Linked DNA regions of Homo sapiens: region 2 is linked to region 1. The links are chromatin loops, found by intact Hi-C in ENCODE. Cell type or tissue: Caco-2. All regions are shown on one strand. Links, peaks and the distances in the headings refer to the core of each region. The heading gives the core; the rest is flanking DNA.

Evidence for each region. Peaks named below come from ENCODE experiments on the same cell type or tissue, not always from the same donor. Only the 100,000 strongest peaks of a DNase experiment are listed, where the experiment ranks them.
Region 2: a loop joins it to region 1, with 2.2 times the contacts of the local background. A loop is called at or near these places in 3 of 110 quality-filtered maps.

Annotation. Positions count from the first base shown.
Region 1 is chr20:46,889,880-46,900,903 of GRCh38, reverse strand. It overlaps EYA2 (EYA transcriptional coactivator and phosphatase 2), which reads right to left and starts at 6,061. Exons shown (of 16, transcript NM_005244.5): 1 at 5,917-6,061. EYA2-AS1 (EYA2 antisense RNA 1) reads left to right here. Exons shown (of 2, transcript NR_183876.1): 2 at 1-516. RefSeq lists an enhancer at 1-332. In Caco-2, for the core only: no CTCF peak of the experiment used is centred there; DNase peaks (open chromatin) are centred at 5,456 and 6,345; H3K4me3 peaks cover 215 bases; H3K27me3 peaks cover 961 bases.
Region 2 is chr20:46,760,325-46,771,348 of GRCh38, reverse strand. It overlaps LOC124904919 (a long non-coding RNA gene), which reads left to right. Exons shown (of 2, transcript XR_007067617.1): 1 at 1-126; 2 at 5,525-6,046. Among named protein-coding and RNA genes, the nearest start is that of SLC2A10, 56 kb to the right of the region's middle. In Caco-2, for the core only: CTCF peaks have their summits at 3,759 and 3,986 (motif pointing left); a DNase peak (open chromatin) is centred at 4,008.

The DNA of each region.
Region 1 (11,024 bases), core at 2,919-7,918:
TCTCTTCTCGTAATAGCAGCCTGTAAAAAGCTTTTGAGAATTCCCCGTGTTTTCTCATTTTGGGTCAAGAAAATAAAATCGATATCTAAGTAACCTTAAAAAAATGGCCTGCACAATCTAAAAATTTGGAATGTTTCCACTAGGACTAAGGATATCTCTGAAAGCCTCAAAGATCATCAAAATGAAGTCCAACATTTGCTGTTTTTAAGGTGAGATATTTGGTAACGGAGTATGAGAGAACTGGCTAAGGGGGCTTTTTGACATAAGTCAAACAATGACATTTAAAACTCACGTAAAAGCAATTACTGTGTGGAATTTTTCTGTGTTTTTCTCATTTCTTAAACAGAAGTGTATATGTTTTCAGCATAGCTTCTTGCTGTAATTTTCTTTCTTGACAAACCCACATCTTACCATGAAACCCAAAGTATGCATGCTGCAGAAACAATAATGGTTGAAACAGACCCGGCTGTCTCTGGCATGATTTTTCTTTACAAAATTAAAATGTCTTTTGGCTAATACACGTGTATTTCAGTTATGAAAGGCCATTCTTGGGAGATGAATAGAAAAGAAAGGGGAACTGACAGATTTAGCTGACGCGAGACAAAAGTAAGTTGCCATATACAGTAGTCAAACCCTCCAGTTCCTCATTCTTTGGGGAAAAATATGTTGATTTTATCATTTTTCCTTTAGTTACATTAGCAGAGAGTTGACAATTCTCCTCTGAATGACTGCAAGTAGATACGTTCGTATCTATTACATCTGGGAACACAGACTTTTAAAAAATGTAACTTTACTAGATACTCAAAAGGAAAAAAGAAGAAGAAAGTGCAATGCCATTGAAATTACACACATTTTCATGTTACTGACACAACACTATTGATACCAAATGACAAAAGAGTTTCTAACCTCTATTACATACTTTGTTCATTTTTAAAGATGTTTAAATTGGCATTGCGGCGCGTCTAAGTTCCTGTTTTAGATTTCTGCATATATCTGAAGGCAGAGGCAGACTTTTCAAAAATGCACGAGCAGGCACAACTGTGTTCTGACTACTATCATCCAAAGGCGATGACAGCGCTGACGAAGCCCCTGGATCCTGCCAAAGTTTGTCCCAAAGACGAGTCTCTCAGCCCCCACTGACCCGCAGCCTGCTGGTTCCAGATTCAGGCAACCAGTGGCCTCCCTTAACGTTCAAAGAGGCAAAGATAAATCATTCCAGCTACCTGACTCTCGGCACCACCTGTTCCAAATTATTCTTTGCTCTCCAAATGTTTAAAATCTAACCCGAAACAACACCCACCCATAGCGATCCAGCACCTTCCGGTAAACTTGACTTGGGCTGCGCCTACCGTAATGTTTTAGGGCCTCTCCACTGCCGGTAAATTTATTGACTCTTTTTAGGACCTGAAATGCGTAGTGTTAGTATCGAAGGAATAAATCAAATTAGCCCTTAAATAAACCGTCATTTTCCTTTACAGAACCATACCCAACCGGTTAAGGGTCATGGCTCACAGAGGTTTGTATTTGTGTTCCTGAATATTTAATATGATTTTGTTTCCCCATTTCAAACGACAGTGGCAAAAAACGTCAGGGCAGGTTCAGAAAATAACTGTGTTCTGTGCATTTAAAACCATCCAAATTCAGCATCTTCCTCCAAAGGAAATGATAGCAGAAATGTTTTGAGCCAAAGCTTGTATTGCACATGGATAAGGCATACTTTGCAGAGAAGCAAAAGCGTAGATTTCATTTTCACTCAGTCTGGCCCTGTGTCGGTCATTTGACCTGCGACTCAGTTTCCTTGTTAACAAAGTTGAAATAATGATAATAATACTCAAGGGGTTGCGGCAAGAATCCACTTTAAAAATACACGTGAAGAGCTGACTGCAGGCCTGGTATACCAGTTCTCAATAAACAGCAGCTATTTTCATCATTACTATTAAACAGAAGGGTATAATTTGCAAGTCAGAGAAATGACAAAGGAACTCAATAGGATGAAAATGAACAAAAAGAAATATGCACTAAAAATGAATGTATAAGCCTGTGGCTTCCTTCATGCCTTTTCCTCTAAATACACCTGGCAGGTACCTTAAAACTGATTTTAAATCACACGCCGTAAAGAACAAGGTCTTGCCCCTCTGATTCATTTACAATAACACAAGTGGGTCTGCAGCCTCAGTTACTGTCACTTCAAGTATTTACCACCTGACGGAGGGGGTGTTTATCCTCCTCCGACTAGAAAAGGGTGTTAGTCAAACACCATTAGGCCAGTTACGATCTTCAAACAGTGAAAACGAAGCATTGTCTCCAGCGAATTCTCTGCTAATTGTTTTCTTACCAGAATCTTCTTTTTGTTTTGTATGTTTAGGACTGTTTGAACTGCCACAAATGATAGTGGGGAGAAGTGGGCCATTCAGGAAGCTGTTATGACATTGGGGGATGGAGATCAGGGAAGAGGGTTGGGAGTGAGTGAAGAATTGTGGTGTGTGTGTGTGTGTGTGTGTGTGTGTGTTTTCTGTCAACAGGCTGTGTTTTCTTAACTCTGGGATTAATTCTTTGTAAAGAGATTCCTTTTGAGCACAGTCTACCAACTCCTTTTTCAGAACAGTTAGCTAAAAAAAACAAAAACAAAAACAACCAAAAAAAAAAAAAACCAACACAAAAACCCAAAAAACCCGGTTCCTTCCACCAACAAAACCCAGTCTTAGTCAGAAAGTCCAGCCTTTGGAGGTAACAGACTAACCAACTCCTTCACCCTCACAAACCTCACAGATAAGGGGAACCACATCATTAGGCGAATTCTCCCTTTATCAAAAGTCTCTGGGGGAGCAGGTTCTCCTCTCTCCCAAGGAATTTATGTCAGGCCAGGCAGTCTTTCTTTTCATTTTGTGCCCAGGTGGGAAGCAGTTAAGTTTTTTACACTGCCCCGCACGTGACACCAATCCTTCTCCCCAAGCCTTTGCACACACACACACAGCATACACCTAAGACCTGAAGACACTGCCTAATACTTATAATTGATTCTCCCCCAAGCATCTTTGTATGAAGGAGGCCTGCCCAGCAAAGACAAAACTCTACCCCAGTCGCAACTTCCACTCCTCCGCTCTGCGATCATGTGCGTGGATACTTAGGAAAGGCATGTGTCTAAAGAAGGCACCTCCACTCCCTTCATTTTCTCCTGACAGCCACAGGCTCTCTTCTCTCTCTGCCCAGAAAGGCATCTGTCATAAGCGGCTGGGAACCTCACTTATTCACCATTACGGCCTGCGATTTTATTATACAAGGAGTTTACTGCTGGCCTAATTAGTTTCAAACTGGGCATTCCAGCTGAGGACACCTAAAAAACATCTGGTGGAAGGAGAGAGAATGAGTCCTCGCTCTGAGCTGGTTACGGTTGGATTTCTGCATAACTCTGCTCTCTTGCGCCCGATGCAAGTTGTCTTTGGAAAAGTAACTGAAAAAATAAGGAAACGGTTTCTTCTTTGTGGGAAAGGAGTCATCTTGTCACGGAGGATCCAACAACGTCTTAAAGTGGACGTGCTTGGACTGTGTATATTTTTTCACAAACGGCTGGGGTCTCCATAGCTTGCTCACCCTAATTCAAAATGTACTTAGCTACACCACAGAGCCTTTTTGCTGAGGGCTTTTCCATTCTCCCAACAGCAGCTAGCATTTTATCAATTTATCCATCTGGAACAAGGTTTGCAATCTCTTACACGCAATTTAAAGCAGAAGTAATACCACATATTTGAAACAGCGTGTCTTGGGCGTTTTTGCCAAATGGTAATCCTATAACAAGTCAACAAATCATACCTCTTTATGATGTGTTTAATGCAAAACAAAAGACATGAAAAGAAGATTCTAAAACTTACGTGATGAAAACTTTTTAAAAAAATCCTAAAGTATTGAGATACACATCTTTTTATTTTATTTTATATTTCCTTTAGTTTTTCTGATATTGGGGAAGTGATTTGTGTGTTTATAGAGTATTCTCATACACATGGTCACAACACCAGGTGAGCTATTTTAAGACAGAAAAGAAAAATGCCAATTCCTTTCAGATAAAATAGTGAATGATATTGTGAAGCTGAAGTTACAAGAGAATGGGGACATATAAACTGCTTTAAAGTAAAAAAAAGTTCAGGCTCTTTTGCATCTAACCACATTGGTCTTTTCACAATGGCAAAAGTTAAGAGTTTGCTACGAAGGCAAGGAGATTTTTTTTAATACAAACACAATTTAATGCTTAGTCAAAAGCAAGATTCAAACCACTATCATTTGTTATTTGTTATATAAATTATAGAAGAACTTACCCAAGTGTGAGAGTGTCTAAATGCAAAGATATGTAAAGGATGAAGGGGCTTAAGGTGATGAAGAAAGACAAGTGGAAAAAATGAACATTTATTTATCGAGTAAAATTGTGAAAGATTCTTTCACAAAGATTATTTTGAAAAAGAGGTTCTCTCCTCCCACTCTTTCTTTGTGTACCTCTTTTTTTTTTTGTAAGCAGGATGGTTACATGTGTATGTTAGTTGCTAACAAATGGGTCATAGTCTGGTAAGGTGCTTACTAGTTCTGTATCTATTATGGTCACAGACATTTCACTCAATCAAGAAACGGCTCATGAAATTAATAGATTCGGTTTGAAATACAATTGTCCACTGGTTATAATTTCCTTTGTAAGGGATCTCCCTAACTCAAACATAATTCAGTGCTCAAATTCTTACATGATGTTTGTAAATCATCCTCCTGCCCCTCCGCCCTCGCTAACAGCTAGATTCCAATGTTCAGCTCTTCCACTGCACCTCGTAATTAAAAGGTACCTCTTACCGGGGTGATTTATACCTCCACGTTATATTTTAAAAAGTAATTGAAGATTACATAGCATTTCGGGGAAGGGGAAAGAAAAGAAAAGGGTATCCATAAAAACGCAGCATCGGTCTTGCTTTTTAAAAAGAATTCAGACCGCGGCAGGGTGCACGCTGTCAACTCTCAGCCTCGGCTTCGGGGAAGCAGGAACCTCGCACTGCAAAAGGCGCTTCCAGTTCAACAGCTGAGAAAAGCGCACTGAGTCTTTTGCGATAGGAGTACGTTCACCAGTCACGCTTTCCTAGTATTCCTTGAGCTTATAAACTATTTATTGCTGGGGGGGAGGCAGGCAGGAATATATTGAAGGAGCCTGGGCCAGCACGGCCGTTTAACCTCCAGACTTCATGACTAAAAAACAATTCCATTTCCCACTTTCTCCCATTACAACGAAATCCTTGCCGCCTTCTAAACACCCTTCGGATGTAAACTTTTCTAAGTTTCAACTCTACCCGCAGCAGGCGCCAGGATTCCCTGCCCCGGTTCAAAGCCCCAGACCTGAACCAGAGCGGGCCGAGCGCAAACGGACTTTTGAAAAGAAATATATCAATAGCTAGAAGGCAAAGTCTCAGCGGGCCGTTCCAGCCCCAAGCCGGGATTCCAGCGGTTGGCTCTGCTTCTTGGTTATCCCATAAACACTACCTGAGGGCTTGAGTTTGCGGACTGGGGGAGCGCCCCTTATCGCGAACCGCCGGGACCATAATCGAACAAAACGCCAAGGACCCAGCCGCGTCTACACCGCCTGCGCGCCATGCACTTGTCCCGCGCGCGGGAGAGCAAACTTCAGGGTCGTTGCCCCAAAGCGCATGGGGAAACTGGGGCCCCGAGCCTGGGAGAGCCTTTCCAGAGGGGGGCTCTGCTGCTGTCCCCTCTGCCCTTGTGCCTTCCTGGCCCTGGGAGGCCCGTGCGCCCCAGAACGTCCCGACAGCTGCGGAGGCCCCGCTTGGCGAGTGCCAGAAAGAGGCGCAGGGCGAGGGGGTCCCGGTGAACAACTCCCCCCGCCCGGCGAATCCCGGCGGGCGGCCTGGGGTGGGCGCCGCTGGCGGTACTCACCGCGCGCAGTGGAGAGGGCGCCCCGACGCGGTGCGGGCGGGCGGGCGGGCCGGTGCGGGTCCGACGAGGCCGGGCTGACTGCGGCGGGCACGTTGCTGTCTCTGCCGTTGCCGCTGCCTCCGCCTCCTGGGCTGCCGCGGCTGCTGCCTGCGCCGGGAGGACCGGCCCCTTCTCCTCCCTGGGCCGGGCCCTCCCTCTGCCCCCGCCCGGGTCCCCGCGCCGCTGCGTGGGCGCGTGGGGGCGCCGAGGCGCGACGCTGGGCTACGCGGGCGCACACACCCGGCGGCTGGACGCAGGGCGCGGGGCTCTGGCCCAGCACGTGCCGCCGCGCCGCTTCCTGAGCCTGCAGCCGAGCAGAGCGCGCTCACTCTCGCCGGTCCTGGAGGCCAGGGCCCAGCCTCCTCCCCACCCACCGACACCCCGCACCTCCTCCCTCCCCGGGGCAGCACATCCTCCCTGCAACCCAGGCATGACCCCTGTGAAAGGAACGACGGCTCGGAGAGGACCTCAATAGTGACACTAACATTCGTTCACTCAACCACCCATTCATTCATTCAAAATATATTGAGCATCTACTGTGCCAGGTACCACTCCTGAGAGACTCAGCTAGAACAAGACAGACTAGTTTTCTGCCCTCCCGGAACTTGCATTCACATGGAGAGGCAAACCATAAACAAATAACCAAGTAAAGAAGCAAGACAGTTTCAGAAAGTTAGAGTTACAGGGAGAAAAATAATATATGTATCTGCTGTTGGGGAGTGGAGGAGAGGCGGTAATTTTAGCTAGAGCAGTCAGGGAAGACCTCTCTGAGGAGGTGACATCTGAATTATGAGGAAGTGCCATTGGTGTGGTATTTAGGTGAGAACGGTTCAGGGGTCTCCCCTATGTTTCACCCATTTTACAGCTAAGGAAACTGAGGTCTCAAGAGCTTAACTGGTTTAGTGAAAGTGAGAGGTATAGCCCCCTCCACCTACATGCCCAAATCAAGGCACCCCACTTACTCCATCCTCTCATAGCCACCCCCCTTTTAGTCTCCCTGGCAATGAACTGTGTTAATTGGAGTCTATGCAGCCTTTCCTAGCCCGTCACCCACTCTCTAATGTCTATGAATTCCACCGTGGGACACCCAGGATGCTTCAATCCAAAAGCAATATCAACCACTGTCATTTCTTAAGTGCAGTAAAAGACAGGGCACCCAGGTGAATTTGAATTTCAGAGAAACGAGGAATCAGTTGCAGTATATGTCTTATGCGATTGGTTGTACGTACTTATATTTAAAAAGTATTTCTTTTGTCTCCGAAATTCCAATGTAACCGGGGGTCCTATATTTTTATTTGCAACCTTAAGCTCATCCAATGCCCAACTCTTCCTTATCTCATGTAATCCCCAAGAGAGACCCCAAGGTAGCTGCTGTCAGCACACTCATTTCACAAATGAGCAGGTCCAAGCTCAAAGAAGGCAGAAAGTGGCTGAGCCAGGAATGAAATTCAGGCCTGGCTGACTCCAAAGCCGTTGCTCTTGAGCCGTAACAGTCTTCAATTCCAGTTGTAAGTTTACAGGAGCTGATGAAGGTTAAGTTCTTGGGCCCCTGACTTGCTTGGACCCCTTTCTAAGGGGACTTAGAAAAGTGTTCAGATGGTGGCTTGTTGATGTAAAGTTTACAAAAGTCCTTTGCTTTGGACATTTGGCTGCAGGCCGTAGACACCGCTGTCTTTCCACTCCGATTCCCCACCCCCAACTTGCCCTTGAGTAGGGTGGTGTCAGGTGGCTGCTGGCATTTTGGAGGAAAGTTGAGTTGGGAATTTTGTGATGTTTGTGGTAATTTTCAGCTTCTTAAAATTTGAATTTGTTGTGATTTCTTTTCTTAATTTAAAGAAATAATCATTTTCTTATCTAATCTTGGACTCATAATTTTGTACTCTTTTTCTTGAATAGGGGCTGCAAATTATACATGTATCAGGCCTCACCATTCCCAGACCCACCTCTGGTCATAGCTTACTCCGCTTTCTACTCCCCAAACTTCAGACAGAAGCAAATGTATTCAGTAAACATGGTTGTTCTCTTCTCTGGGCCTGCCGCAGTAGGCTTGGAGATGGCTCTGCTTCTGTCTTCTAGAGGCAGAATGTACATATGTACTTGGCCTTGATTTTCTCATCACTAAAGTGAAAATAACAGTACTCATCTTATACTATTATTGTGAAAATTCATGGAGCTCATGCTCATAAAACACTTTCTACTATGACTGCAGCTGGCACTAGCAATTGCTCAACAAATATTATTACTGTACACACAGCTTCACTTCCCATAGTATCTTTGCTAAGTGCTCCAAGTCATTATAAATTGAGCATCTTAATGACCTTCAGAGGTGTTTAATTTGTCTTGGCCTGTGAACCTTAATTTTTTTTTCCTAAAGGAATAGACTGGAATAGGAAATATCAAGTGAATTGTATGCAGTAAGAATATATATACATACCTATACATATATAGTTACATATATACATATGATCCCCTATATATAGTTAAATGTATACATATGGTCCCCAATTTATGATGGTTTCACTTAATGATTTTTTTGACTTTATGACGATGTGAAAGTGATGTGTATTCAGTAGAAACCACAATTGAGATACCCATACAACCATTCTATTTTTCACTTTCAGCAAAATATTTGATAAATTTCATGAGATATTCAAAACTGTATTATAAAATAGGCTTTGTATTAGATGATTTTGCCCAACTGCGAGGTAATGCAAGTGTTCTGAGTGCATTTAAGGTAGGTTAGGCTGAGCTATGATGTTCAGTAGGTTAGGCGTATTAAATGCATTTTGAACTTAGGATATTTTCAATTTACAATGGAGAGATATATATGTATATATGTATACGTATATCATATATACGTATACATACATACATATATATATACACACATGTATCTGTATCTATATCTATATCCATATCTATATCTATATCTTTGGTCAGGATGTGAAATGTTTCTTCCTGTGGCTCATGGGGAAAAATCTTGAACACTTGTTAACCAAAGGTACCCTATAGAATGCAAAGGGTTAATCTATTTCCTTCATACCATTTTATTCCTTCCCCAGAATCTGGCCCATTATTTCATAAATTACAGACACACCCCAACGACCCTGAGAGATAAGCAGGAGGCAGGTGCTTATTAATTTTATTTTTCCTTCTCTTAGCGCTGTGATTCTCAACTCTGGGTGCACAGAATCTCCAGGGAGAGCTTTTAAAAATCTCCATGCTGAGTCCCCATCCTAGACCAATTAAACCAGACTCTGGGGTGGAACTGTGGCATCTGCCTTTTTTTTTTTTTTTTTTTTTTTGAGAAGGAGCCTTACTCTGTCGCCCAGGCTGGAGTGCAATGGTGTGATCTTGGCTCACTGCAACCTTCACCTCCTGGATTCAAGCAATTCTCCTGCCTCAGCCTCCCAAGTAGCTGGGATTACAGGCATGTGCCACCACGCCCAGCTAAGTTTTGTATTTTTAGTGGAGACAAGGTTTCTTCATGTTGGCCAGGCTGCTCTTGAACTCCTGACCTCAGGTGACCCACCCATCTTGGCCTCCCAAAGTGCTAGGATTACAGGCGTGAGCCACTGTGCTTGGCCGGCATCATCCTTTTTTAAAGCTCCCTAGGTGATTCCAATATACAGCAGAGGAAGAGAATCCCTATCTTTGGGAGAGTGAGACCTTGACCACAGAGTCACAGCAGATGAGCAGAAGCTGATAGGACTTAAGCCCCCAATGCTAATTCAAGACCCTGAAAATTCAGCCACCTTCCTATGTAGAAGCACCCCCTTTCTGTCTCTTTCTTCCCTTGCTATCTCTTTGTTAAGTATTTGTCCTCATTTGATAACAACCAGCAAAATGATCCCAAACAAAATTTGAAAGTGCTAAGCCATACAGCAGATTCTTTGTGGTGTAGTCCACAGTCATGCCTACCTTGGAGTAAAACACATTTCCCCCACTCCAGTCTTCCAAGTAAATGCCCTCTAAAGCCAGAAAAACACATTAATTTTGAAAACTATGAACCTCACAATATATCCAATGTATGTATATTCATTGTAGGATATGTATATACATATCCTACAAACACACATGTGAATTCTACAAATCATGCCTTTTTTCTAAACATATTCCTTTCCCACCTGCAAAGGTCACCTCTACAGAAAAAGCATTCAATTTTTTAAAATACATTCACTTAAACCTTGGCTCTTTCCAAAAAGGATTTGAGGCAACATATAAAACCATATATATGGCAGCAGAATAAAGAAAACAAGAAAAGCAGACAACAGGGAAACAGGAAAGAAAACAAAAGAAAGTCAAGGTAAGGTTTGCACACAAAATGTGAGCTAGAAGGTCCTGGACACTTGTCAGTGGAGAACTGAGAATTAGATGCTGAGCTTCCAGGCAGCCACTGCAAGGACAGAAATGTGATCAGTTACATCAGTGGCTTTCAAACTTTCCTTTGTTTAAAATCTAGTATGTATAGAAGTTCAGTATGGAAAAAGGAGGTGAGGGTTCCCAGCCACAGCCTTATGCCTCACCCCTTTCTCCTGTAGGTATGTGTAAAGGTCTTGAAGGAACCCCCAAAGCTCTGCAGAGTCAAGATTAAGAATCATGGATTTCAAAGTGCTCCATAGTGTTCATGATTCTTTTTTTTTTTTTTTTCCTGAGGCAGAGTTTCACTCTCGTTGCCCAGGCTAGAGTGCAGTGATGCAATCTCGGCTCACTGCAACCTCTGCCTCCTGGGATCAAGCGATTCTCTTGCCTCAGCCTCCCGAGTACCTGGGATTACAGGCATGCACCACCATGACCAGTTAATTTTTGTATTTTTAGTAGAGGCGGGGTTTCTCCATGTTGGTCAGGCTGGTCTCGAACTCCCAACCTCAGGTGATCCGCCTGCCTCGGCCTCCCAAAGTGCTGGGATTACAGGCGTGAGCCACTGTGCCCAGCCAGTGTTCATGATTCTTAATTCTTCTATGAGAAAGAAACCAAATGACTTGGGCAAATCAGAGTTTTGCCTGATATTGATACAGGAGAGAAATTTTCTCATGAGTCTTTACAAAAAAGGCAGTTTATGATACAGT
Region 2 (11,024 bases), core at 1,981-6,980, 130 kb after region 1:
GCCAGCTCCCCATCCCAGCCTCACCCAGGAGCTTTCAGAAGGCTGAGGTGCTCTCAGGTCTGCACCCCCTCCAGCCTGGGGTGTCAGCAATCCTGGAGAAGGGACACCTAAGCTGAAACCTCAAGGGTGAGTCCAACCTGTTTCTATCAGCTTTGGATAACAGCAACGATTACAATAATGCTGGTCCCTGAACTTACCACGTGCCAGCCACTGCTTCCAGCCCCTCTCCAGTGGGTCCCTGCCCATTCCTGGGCATCAGGAACTGGAGGACAAGCCAGGACCCTCAGCAGCTTCTAAAGCTGTGCATCATCCGCCCTTGCTCTTACTTCTCCCTGACCTCACCTTCCAGCACTTCTGCTGACTCACTTTATTCCAGCCACACTGACATCCTGACAGATCTTTCCAACACAGCAGGCATACTTCTGCTGCAGGGACTTCGTCTGTGCTGTTCTGGTCACCTGGAATATACTTTTCCTCACCTTCCTCAGGTGACTGTTCAAATGTCACCTTCTTGTCATTCTACTTGCCATTATAGTCCTTCTCCCTGCCGGGTCCCACCTGGAAGCACTGCTTTATTTTTCTCCTTCCCACTGAGCACCATCCCCCATTTCCTGTATTTTATATTTTCATCTTGTCCGTTTGTCTGTCTCTTGTTTGTCTGTCTCTCCCTATGATATGGTTTGGCTCATCTTGAACTGTAGCTCCCACAATTCCTATGTGTTGTGGGAGGGACCCAGTGGGAGGTGATTGAATCATGGGGGCGGGTCTTTCCTGTGCTGTTCTTGTGATAGTAATTAAGTCTCGTGAGATGTGATGGTTTTACCAAGGGGCGTTCCCTGCACATGCTCTCTTGCCCACCACCATGTAAAAAGTCCTTTTGCTTTTCCTTCATCTTCCGCCATGATTGTGAGGCCTCCCTAGTCATGTGGAACTGTGAGTCCATTAAACCTCTTTCCTTTATAAATTACCCAGTCTTGGGTATGTCTTTATTAGCAGCATGAGGATGGACTAATACACCCCATTAGAAAGTAAATTCCTTGAGGGCTGGGATTCATCTGCCATGTTCAGTGCTGTACTCCCAGCATTTGCAACCAAGCCTGGCACATAGTAAGTGCTCAAGAAATATGTGTTGGATTGGCTGGGCATGGTGGCTCACAGCTATAATCCCAACATTGGGAGGCCAAGGCAGCGAATTGCTTGAGCTCAGGAGTTCAAGACCAGTCTGGGCAACATGGTGAAACCCCATCTCTACAAAAAATACAAAAATTAGCCAGGCATGGTGGTGCACACACCTGTAGTCCCAGCTACTCAGGAGGCTGAGGTGAGAAGATCCCTTTAGTCCGGGAGGTGGAGGTTGTAGTGAGATCACGCCACTGAACTCCAGCCTGGGTGACAGAGCCAGACCCTATCTAAAACAAACAAACAAACAAACAAACAAAACTGTTGCATTATTGAACTGCATATACTCCTCCCAAAAGCCCTACGAGTTTGATCAAAACCACCTGGAGAGCCTGTGAAAACAGATTCTGAATCAGTGAGGCTGGGGCTGGGTTCGAGATTCTGTGGTTCTACAAGTTCTCAGGGGATGCTGATGCTCCTGGCCCTAGGCCACACTCTGAGCAGCAAGGACTTAGTGGCTGTGACCACCGTCCGCTTTACAGATAGTGAAATAGCCCACACAGGTTAATGACATTGCTAAAGGCACTGGCTTTAAGGAACGAGGATGAGTTTGAAGTCTGTCAGGCTCCCACAGCTGATGTTGATGACAGTGACCACCCTACTGTATTGCAGACTCCAAGGCTGAAGCATCCTTCAGGTGCTTGCAAAACTGAACTCTCTCTAAGTTTTCCAAGAGAGAAGATCATGGATACCAACTCAGGGGCTCTGTGACCAACTTTGGAGGCCTGTCCTGCAGTGCAGCTCCCAGTCTGACCACAGATCCTAGGACCTCAAACTGTCTTCCTCCATGTGCCCTCCACGTCTCTCTTGTGCTGGGATTTGCGTGTGTGTTGGGAACCATTCAGAATGCTTTCTTGGCATGTTGACAATGAAGGGAGCTCTCTCTGGGCCAAAGCTTGCACTGGGTGAGTGGGAGCTGGTAAACTTGATAAGCCAATTGGGAGGAAATTTGCAGCATCATCTCATTAGAAGGTCAAGGGCATGCTCTCACGCTTACCTGCCCCCAGAGCTCTAGAGGAAAGCCCAGAGAGGAGGGCAGAGGTGGTCATTTTATCCAGAGCCTTCTAATTCCTTGGTTCCATCTGAACTCAATATCGCAGAGATGGACTCTTGGACACGCTCTCATATTGCCTCTCAGCTCTTTACCAGGGGCTAATTACAGAGGCTGCTATTCCCAAATCTAACTAACCTTGCCCACGATCAAAGCACAGTCTCTCTCTCCCCAGGCTGATCTATATAACGGCGACCTTGCTGCCCCAGCTCAGTGCAGCCGCCAAGCTCATGGCCATCTCCGCATCTCCATTTCCTCGGTACTGACTGCCCTCTGAGCTGTGCCCCCGCCCGAGAACCCACTCCTAGTTCTGGTTTCTCTCACAAGCAGCCCCATAAAGGCTGGTGAGGCCACATCTGGAAGGCTTGAGAGGCTGTCATAAACTCCATGTTTACCAGGGCTGGGCAGGTAACGTCAATGAGGAAGAGGAGTCGATGGGAGGGGGTACCTGAAAAGGCCTCGAAGGCTGCAAAGCTCTTCCCAAGTGGTTAAAAGTGATCCTGAGAGAAGAAGGCAAGCCCCGTGTGGCCAGGGAGCCCCCACCATTTTTTGTTTGTTTGTTTTGCTTTGTTTTCCAGCAAAGCCAAAATTTTAGAATTTTTTGCATTAACTCTCCCAATGGTTAAAGGTTGCAAACTAATTTGAAAGGATTTTTAAGCACTGCACAGACCACGAGGCATGTGTGATGGCCTAATTCAACCAACAGGGCCACCGGTTTGCAGTCTCACCTTAGAAAACTGAGGACAGAGTAAATGTGCATGAATGGGGGTCTCTATCAGCCAGGATCTGAGGAAGATATGGGGACACAGCTAAACAGAGTCACTGGAAGGGATTTTCTATTTACAAAGTATGGGCAGGGTGGAGGAAAGCCATGGGGACGGTGCCTCTGACACAGAGGTGCTCCTGGAATGACAGCCACGTGGAGGGGGCCACCTCACAGAGCCATGACTTGGGCTGAGGGAGGCAGCCATCACAGGTAGCTCTGCAGGCCAGGGACAGGGAATAAATTTCTACTTTGCATCGTATCTCCTCCCATCCTGCTAAAGGTCACTATCGGCCAAACGCAACCAGAGCACACCCACCCATGGGAGCCTGTTGGTGGAGCCCATGCAGGTGAGCCTCTTGGGCAGAAAGCAGGGTGGGGAAAAGTGAGGAGGTGGAAGGAAGGCATTGGCACAAGACCCCATGCCATGGTCACACCTGGCAGTGACCACGCCATCAAGTCTACCACTCTTGGCCAAATGAATGGAGGCCTCCATGTCCGTGTCACCTCTCAGCATTTCATATCATTTACTCTCATCTAACCATCACGTTCTTGTCCTCTAGACAATGCTGTGTCTTCCTGGCCATAGCCTTGGATCTTTTTGACCTGCATTTTGATTTTTAAAGGATATAGAAATAGAAATGAGGCTTGATGTCTGATATCCTGAGTTAGAATGTTGGCTCTGCGTGTGATGCTAGGTGAATCAGTTAGCCTCTCTGAGCCTCAATTTCCACTTCTGCAACAAGAATAGGGAAGGATAGTGATTTGTCCCTTGTAAGGTTGCTAAAGGCTTAGAGATGAGGGTCATATAGTACTGGTACAATGCCTGGTACTTTACAGACACGGAGCCATAACCTTGGGCCGAGGGTTGTAAAATAATAGCATATGTTGATGATGTATGTTGATGCTATTATTTTTAATGCTGTTCCTAATTATCCTCCTTATCTGCTCCAATTTATATCTTGGTTAATACCATCTCTCTTTAACCCAGACTCCCACTTGGCTCCCCCTAGTGGTCAGGTTGCTTCTCTTCCAGTGTGCTCTGGAGTCCTTTCTCCCTGGAATGCTGGCCTAAACTAGAGGGCAGGTGCACGCCAGCCCACCCAGCTGCACTCTGACCTCACTTTCAAGACAAAACTATCTTCCTAGCAATTACTCACTTTGCTAATCTGACACTGATTCCCTGGGCTCCCACTTGCATAAATCTCCCTGATTTTGACCCAAATAAGGAATCTGAAATCCAGTAGAGTATTGGGCATGATGTTTCTTCTGTGTTATTTATTATTGTGAAAAATTGGAAACAACCTCAATGTAGGAGAATAGGGGATGGGCTGAGTAGATGAAAGGATGCCCTGATGGCAGATAATGCAGCTGTTAGAGATATTTATGAAGTGTTTAGAGTGATGTAGAAAATGAGTACAATATAATTATGCAGGATTAAAATTATTTTCACAGGTATGATTGGAGCTGCGTATAGGAAAGTTGCCTCTGTGCACATTACACATGTATAAATTCAGCTATATTCGTTTTTAAAAAGAAACAAGAGAGAAAAAAAATCACTTAAACAGTGCAGGCAGTTCCTCTAGTTTAATGACTATTTGTCACTTGTTGAGTGTGAAGTGGGTGGTGTGAATCTGGAGGCCTTCACGGAGTCCTACCTCTCCTGAGAGCATCTCTTTCTGCCAAACAACTCTGGTGTTTCGAGACATGTAATTTCCATGCTACATACCTCCCAAATGCAAACCAACTACTCTATGTACAGACAAAACCATTCAAGAGCAATATAAGAGGTTTTCATGGGCATTTTTGCAGCTTTCTCCATAGGCATTTATCTTTATAGCCTAACCCAGTGTATGGGGAACTCCACTGTAGAAATAAAAACGGAAGCCTATATATAGAAAAAGATAAGAAGCAAATGCACCAAATACTACCAAAGGCTGAATATGAAGAAGTGGGAGTGATTTTTTTTCTGCCCTCTTCTTCTAGTCATTGAATTTTTTATTGAGCATCTACTATGTTCCAGATGCTATTTTATTCACTGAAGATAAAACAGTGAATTATAAAATGCAAAACGAATTGGCAGGTGGAGACAGATGATGAACATCTAACTAAGTGAAATATACATCAGGCTGGGGTTGATGTGTGCTTAGGAGAACAAAATCAAGCCAGGCAGGAGACAGGAAGTGCCAGGTTGCAGGTGCAGGTGTGGGTGGGGAAGGCCTTACTGAGAAAAAGATGCTCGAGCAAAGATTGGGAGGAGAGGAGAGAGTGAGAATGTTTGGGGGAAGAAGGTTTCAGGCAAGGGGAACAGCAAATGAAGGGTGCACAGAAAACAGCTAGGGGCCGTTGTGGCTGGAGCAGAGCCAGGGGCAGTGGCCGGCTGTGCTTTCTCTAGTGAGAGTCTGTCACTTGTATAATGGAAGTCAAAGCTTTTTATTATCTTTACAGGAAAATAAAATGGGGGGTGAAAGGGAAAAATCATCTTTTTTTCTCGCCTACGCGAAGCTGACAGTTTTCCTCTCTTTGCCCAGTTTCGCATCTGCACAAGGCTGGCCTCCTGCAGGCAACCCTTCAAGGCTGCCCTTTCCTGGGTCATCGTATGTTCAGCGTGAGAGATGCCATTCCAAAGGTTCAGAGCCGTGTGGCCTGTGGACTTGGGGGTGGGGGACACACCCCCTCCTTCCCTCAACCTCCCTCCCACCGCCTGCTGCCAAGGGCCGCCAAGAGAAATGTGGGCAAACCACACGGACCACCCCAGGCCTCCCAAGGGCACTTGGGGGTGATGCCAGCCCCAGGAAGGAGTCCTCAATAAAGATCCAAGGTGCTAACAAGAAGATGTCAATCCATTAACTCCACTTGAAGGGAAGAAAAAAAATGTCAATTACTGGTAATGTGAAACAAAAGAGTGGGAAATCGCAAATGACAGTCTTTTTAAGACGGCCCTAGGGCCACTTCCAGCTGACCCTGTGCATTAACCAAGCAGGGAGATTTTTTTCCTTGGCTGCTCCCTCCTGCGTCCCTAATAGCATAAAATAAAAAGATTTTAGATAAGATTTCATTCTGTGAATCAATTGGCAAACCACACTGGGCTTCACGGGGCATTCTGGTCTCAATCTAATGGAAATTATTATTTTTTAAAACGGGAATATCAATACTAAATTGGATCCTATAGCAGACAGCATATACAAAGGTTTTATATCAGCTGGCTTCTCTGGCTTCCACGGAGCTTTGCTTAACCCAGTACCTGCCAGCATCCCAGGGAAAGGATGAGAGAATGCGGTGGGAGAAAAATATCCCAAATCCTTGTTGTGACAGAATAGCCAGAAAGTTCTGGCCCCTCGCTGGTTTTCCTGGTTTTCCACGTTGGTCTTTGTTCTGTTCCTCAGATACCAAGCTCACCCCAGGACCTCTGTGCCTGCAGCTACTTGTGCCTGGAATGCTTCCCTTCATTTCCCTGCTCTTGGCTTTCCCCTCTGCAGAGGACAACTCTCCAGTTAAAAATCACTTGCTCAGGGAAGGTGGGTTTGACCTCAACCCTGTCCTGTTATTCACGCTGCCAGCATCCTTCGCAACCCATTGCAACTGTAATTACATATTAATTTATTTCATGTTTCTGCTACTTCTGCATAGATAGGGGGACATCCATGTATTAGTTCATTGCAATGTCCACTTTGGCGGCGGCCAGTTTTTCTAATCAGGAATGCGTTCTCTGGAGGTGATTGTCAAAAAGATCACGCTCCAGAGGTGGCATCTTCAATGGCACCACTAGCTTTATGCCAGGTCAACCCCAGAGGCTTCACTAACTGGCCCAAGGAACTTTCGACATAAGTGGTCACGGGCGGAAGTCAGGACTGATGCTTGGCAAAGTGGACGTGAGACATGCGTCGTTTTCAGTGGCAGCAGTGCTTTCCAAGATAAGTGGATGGGGGAATGTGTCAGAGCTGCTCCCGGCCCTTGCAGGAGCCGCAGGGTTTAAGAATCTAGGGCTGCACCGTCTCATGTGTAGCCACAAGTCACACTGTGGTTATCTTGACTTCAATTTCAATTAACTAAAATTCAATGGATACTTCAGCTCCTCAGTCACACTAGCGGCATTTCAAGGGCTCCATTGGCACATGTGGCTGGTGACTACCACATGGCACAGCACAGAGTAGAACATTCCATTACCATAGAGAGTGCTATTGGCCAGAGTTGCTCTAGGGGATGGCACCCTGGGTTTGATCCCTAAAAGGCCCAAGTCCTGACCACCATGGATGCTGGACAAATTCTACTGCTGCAATACTGTGGCCTTTGCCCCAGGGAGCCTCTTAAGCAAAGCATTTTCTGAGTCTCAGTTGGGCCTGAGATCTGGCAGTCCAGGAGCTTCCAGACTGGCTTGTGGAGCTGTTTTCCTCTGCTTGTTAATAAATTGTGGTTGGATGTGGTCTGAGAGGTGCCTTCATCAAAACCTGGATGCCAGCTACCAGCTGCTCCATTTATTCTTGTAGTTATTTAACAAATATTTATTGAGCATCTACTATGTGCCAGATGCCTTTTTGAGTGTCGGGACACAGCAGAGCACAATGCAGACAAGTCCTTGCTCTCATGCAGATTGCATTTTGTGGTACGGGTGGGTGGGACAGACACCCTGGAAACAAACTAATTAGATGTTGTCGGAGAGCAATAAACATTATGAAGAAAATCAGGCAGCGTGCCAGGATAGAGGGCAGCTTGGCGGGGGAGGAGTGAGCACTTGATGGAACAGAGGGGCCATCCACAGCAAAATCACTGTCCATGATGCTGGAATTCCAGCATTCCAAGGTTCTCTACTATCCTTAGATTCCCAGATCTCCAGATGTCTACACTGGAAGAAAGTTCCACTGGAAGTAGAAGCTCCTTTGCCTGGCTCTTCTACTAACTTCCCATGTGACCTTAGCAAGGTCATTGGCCCAGCTTGGGTCTCCCTCCATTTCCCCATGTGTAAATTGCAGGCTTTGGACCTGCTGATTTTCAAACTGTGAGCTGTGACCCCTTAAGTGACTTATGAAGTCAAGTTGAAAAGTGGCAACTGTCATTTTTTAAAGGAAAGGAAATAGAACCAACAGAAAATAACAGAGTACATTGCACGGAGGAAGGTATGGTTTCCTGTAACTTTCACGTGTGTGTGTACGTGGTGTGCACAGGTACTGGGTCGCTATGTCAACTGTATTTCTTCTTGTGAGCTGCTGTCAAAAGATCGGAAAGCTCTGCTCTGGATCACCTTCTGTGCCTTCTGATTTGAACGTACTCCGAATCTATTGTTGTTAACCCGTGGGACCAGACAATTTAACAACATACTCACGAACAGAGTGGAAATTGAATCAGGGAGTGTGCTCTGAGCAGACATCACTTACATTTTTATTATTCCCAATATGCAAAAATCACATTAAGGCTACATTTAAAAACCTGTAATATTGCATGGAGGCCTGGTATTTCCTGGGGATCTGTTCTGACACTTCCACTCACCATGGTCTGAAACTCCAAAATCCCACCTTGAGAGCGCAACCTCTCCATCTCCCTTCACTCCCGTTCTCTCTCTCCATGGGTTCTTCTTATTGTTCCCATTCATTCATTCGTTCATTCACTCATTCATTGAGCATCTATTTCTTGAGTGCCTGCTATGGGCCAAACACTATTTTGGGTGCTGGGAACAAAGTGAGGAGACCCCATTCTCATGGAGCTCATGGTTGGGTGGGTGAGGGGCATGTTTGATGGGGGGTGAGACAGACGAACAAGAGGGCAAATTGGTGACAACTTTCAGTGGTGATGGAAGCCATGAAATAAACAGGAAGATGGAAGAGAGGATGCTGAGAGAGCAGCCGGCTTAGCCGTTAACCCTGGGCTTTCTCAGAGTGACTTGAGGACAGACGCTATAAGCTGCTTGCTGTGTCTGGCACCCATGGGCCCTCTCTAAGTGCATGCTAGACCAGGTAGACCTTGGGACCCCAGAGGACCTCAACATGAGGCTCAGGCACATGGTTCCCAGCACTGAAATTCCACATTCCTGCACCCAGATAAATGGTTAGACCCATTTGAGAAAGAGCCCAGTGGTCCCTACTAATCAATAAACCAAGGAGTTGGCCCTTCTGGCCTCAACACTCAAAGAAGGCTCTGCCCAAAGGTACTGAGAACCAGAATATCTCTGCGGATAGAGTCTCTGGGGCTTGTGAAAGCCCAGATCGCAGGGTCCACCCCAGCACCTATGGTTCCCTGTCTTTCCGTGTACCACATCCTTGGGGTGTTCCAACCTGCCTTTCCAGCAAGGTGCTGGTGTGTGCGGAAGCTGCTGGTCTGAGAATCACATAGCAATGCTGACCTGGAGGCTGGTTGGTTGGAGGCAGGGCCTGACACGGAGGGCAGGAGACAGAGCCTGGCAGGCCTAGCAGCAGTGCAGTCCAGATATCTTGACCACTTTTGCTGGGTCTCTTGTCTCCCAGGAGCTTCTTGGTCACTTACTATGAACCAAATGCTCAGCGAGGGCTGGGGGTCCTTGCCTTCGGGAGCCACTGGAGTTTAAGCCAGTGCTGGGGAGTTTGACACACAGGGCTGCTGAGACTGTCTCATGGAGGACTAGTGTCCCCGGTGGCTCAGCATGGCCTCATCTCTCCAGTGGGGCTCAGCTTCCAGCAGGCACCAGCACCCCTAGGAAAGTGGGACCCCGAGCGTCCTGGGGAATTGCCTTTGGAGCTGGGTCCTTTCACAGACAGCCGCCATCTGTCGGGAAGGAGGGAGCTGGGTCGCGGGAGAGTGTGGTATATGGTTGTTAAAATTGATCACTAAGCCTGAAAGATTGAGTTCAAATCCCAATCTCCTCACTTCCTGGTTGTATGACCTTTTGAAGTTCACTTAACCTCTGTGAGCCTCAGTTTCCTCATCTGTAACGCTGGGAAACAATAGCCAGTATTTTCAGTGTTAGCCATCCTTTTATGGGTCATTGACTGTGCCAGGCTCTGGTGTTGGGCACACAGCAGGGAACAAAACAGACCAACAGGCTGCTCTTGGGAGACTGCTTTCTAGTAGGGGAGAGAGGACTTTTTTTTTAATAAGAAGAATAAATTATATGGCATATTCAAAGGAGATAAGTGCTACGAATATGGGAAACGTTAGAGAATGAGCAGCCCAGTTTCTTCAACAAACACACTGCAAGGAGAAAAACAGAAGAAGGGGGAACCCATAGATTTAAAAAGACCTAAGGAACAGCTCAGCTGTCATAAACAACCTCGTTTAGATCCTAGTTTGAACAAATGAAGGCGAAAATGAATTGAGAGAATGAGGGACATCTGAACGTGGACTGGAATTCTGGTAACACTAAGGAATGACTGGTAATGTTTGAAGTCAGGATAATGGTATTGAGGTTACGCTGGAAGAAAATCCTGATTTTGGTGACATTCACAAAATGTAAACAGATGAAATGAGGTGGTGCCCAGATCTGTTTCAAAACCATCCAGTGGGGAGGAAATCAGTGAAGCCAGATGGACCGTACACGGGGCTGGGGGGTGAGTGTGTGGGGTTGATCTTACTGTTCTCTCCACTTTTGTTTGGATTGACAATAAAACATTTACAGAGAAATCAAAGTCTTGCTCTGGCTTCTCATGTCACTCAGAGTAAAGCGTGGTCCTCTCAGTGTCCCCCACAGCCCTGTGAGGTCTGCTCCCCAACTTCCTCTTTATCCTCCCCACCCCTCGCCATCCCTGCTCACCCAGCACTCACCGATTGACCTTCTCGCACCTCCTGAGCCACCCAGGCTCGCCCCCTGGGGGCCTTTGCACCTGCTGTTCTCTCTCCCCTCCCCCGCAGCTGCCCTCATGCCTCGCTCCCTCCAAAAATTCAAGCCTCTGTTCAAATGTCACCTCTCAGTGACACCTTCCCTGAGCATCCCGCTTAAAATCCAAACCCCATTTAGTGCCCTCCTCCGGGTTCCCTGCTTTCATTTCTCCATGGCACTTCTGCCCTTATCATAGACTGTACTGCAGCGTTTACCGATTATTTTGTTTGTCACCCTCACTGGAATGT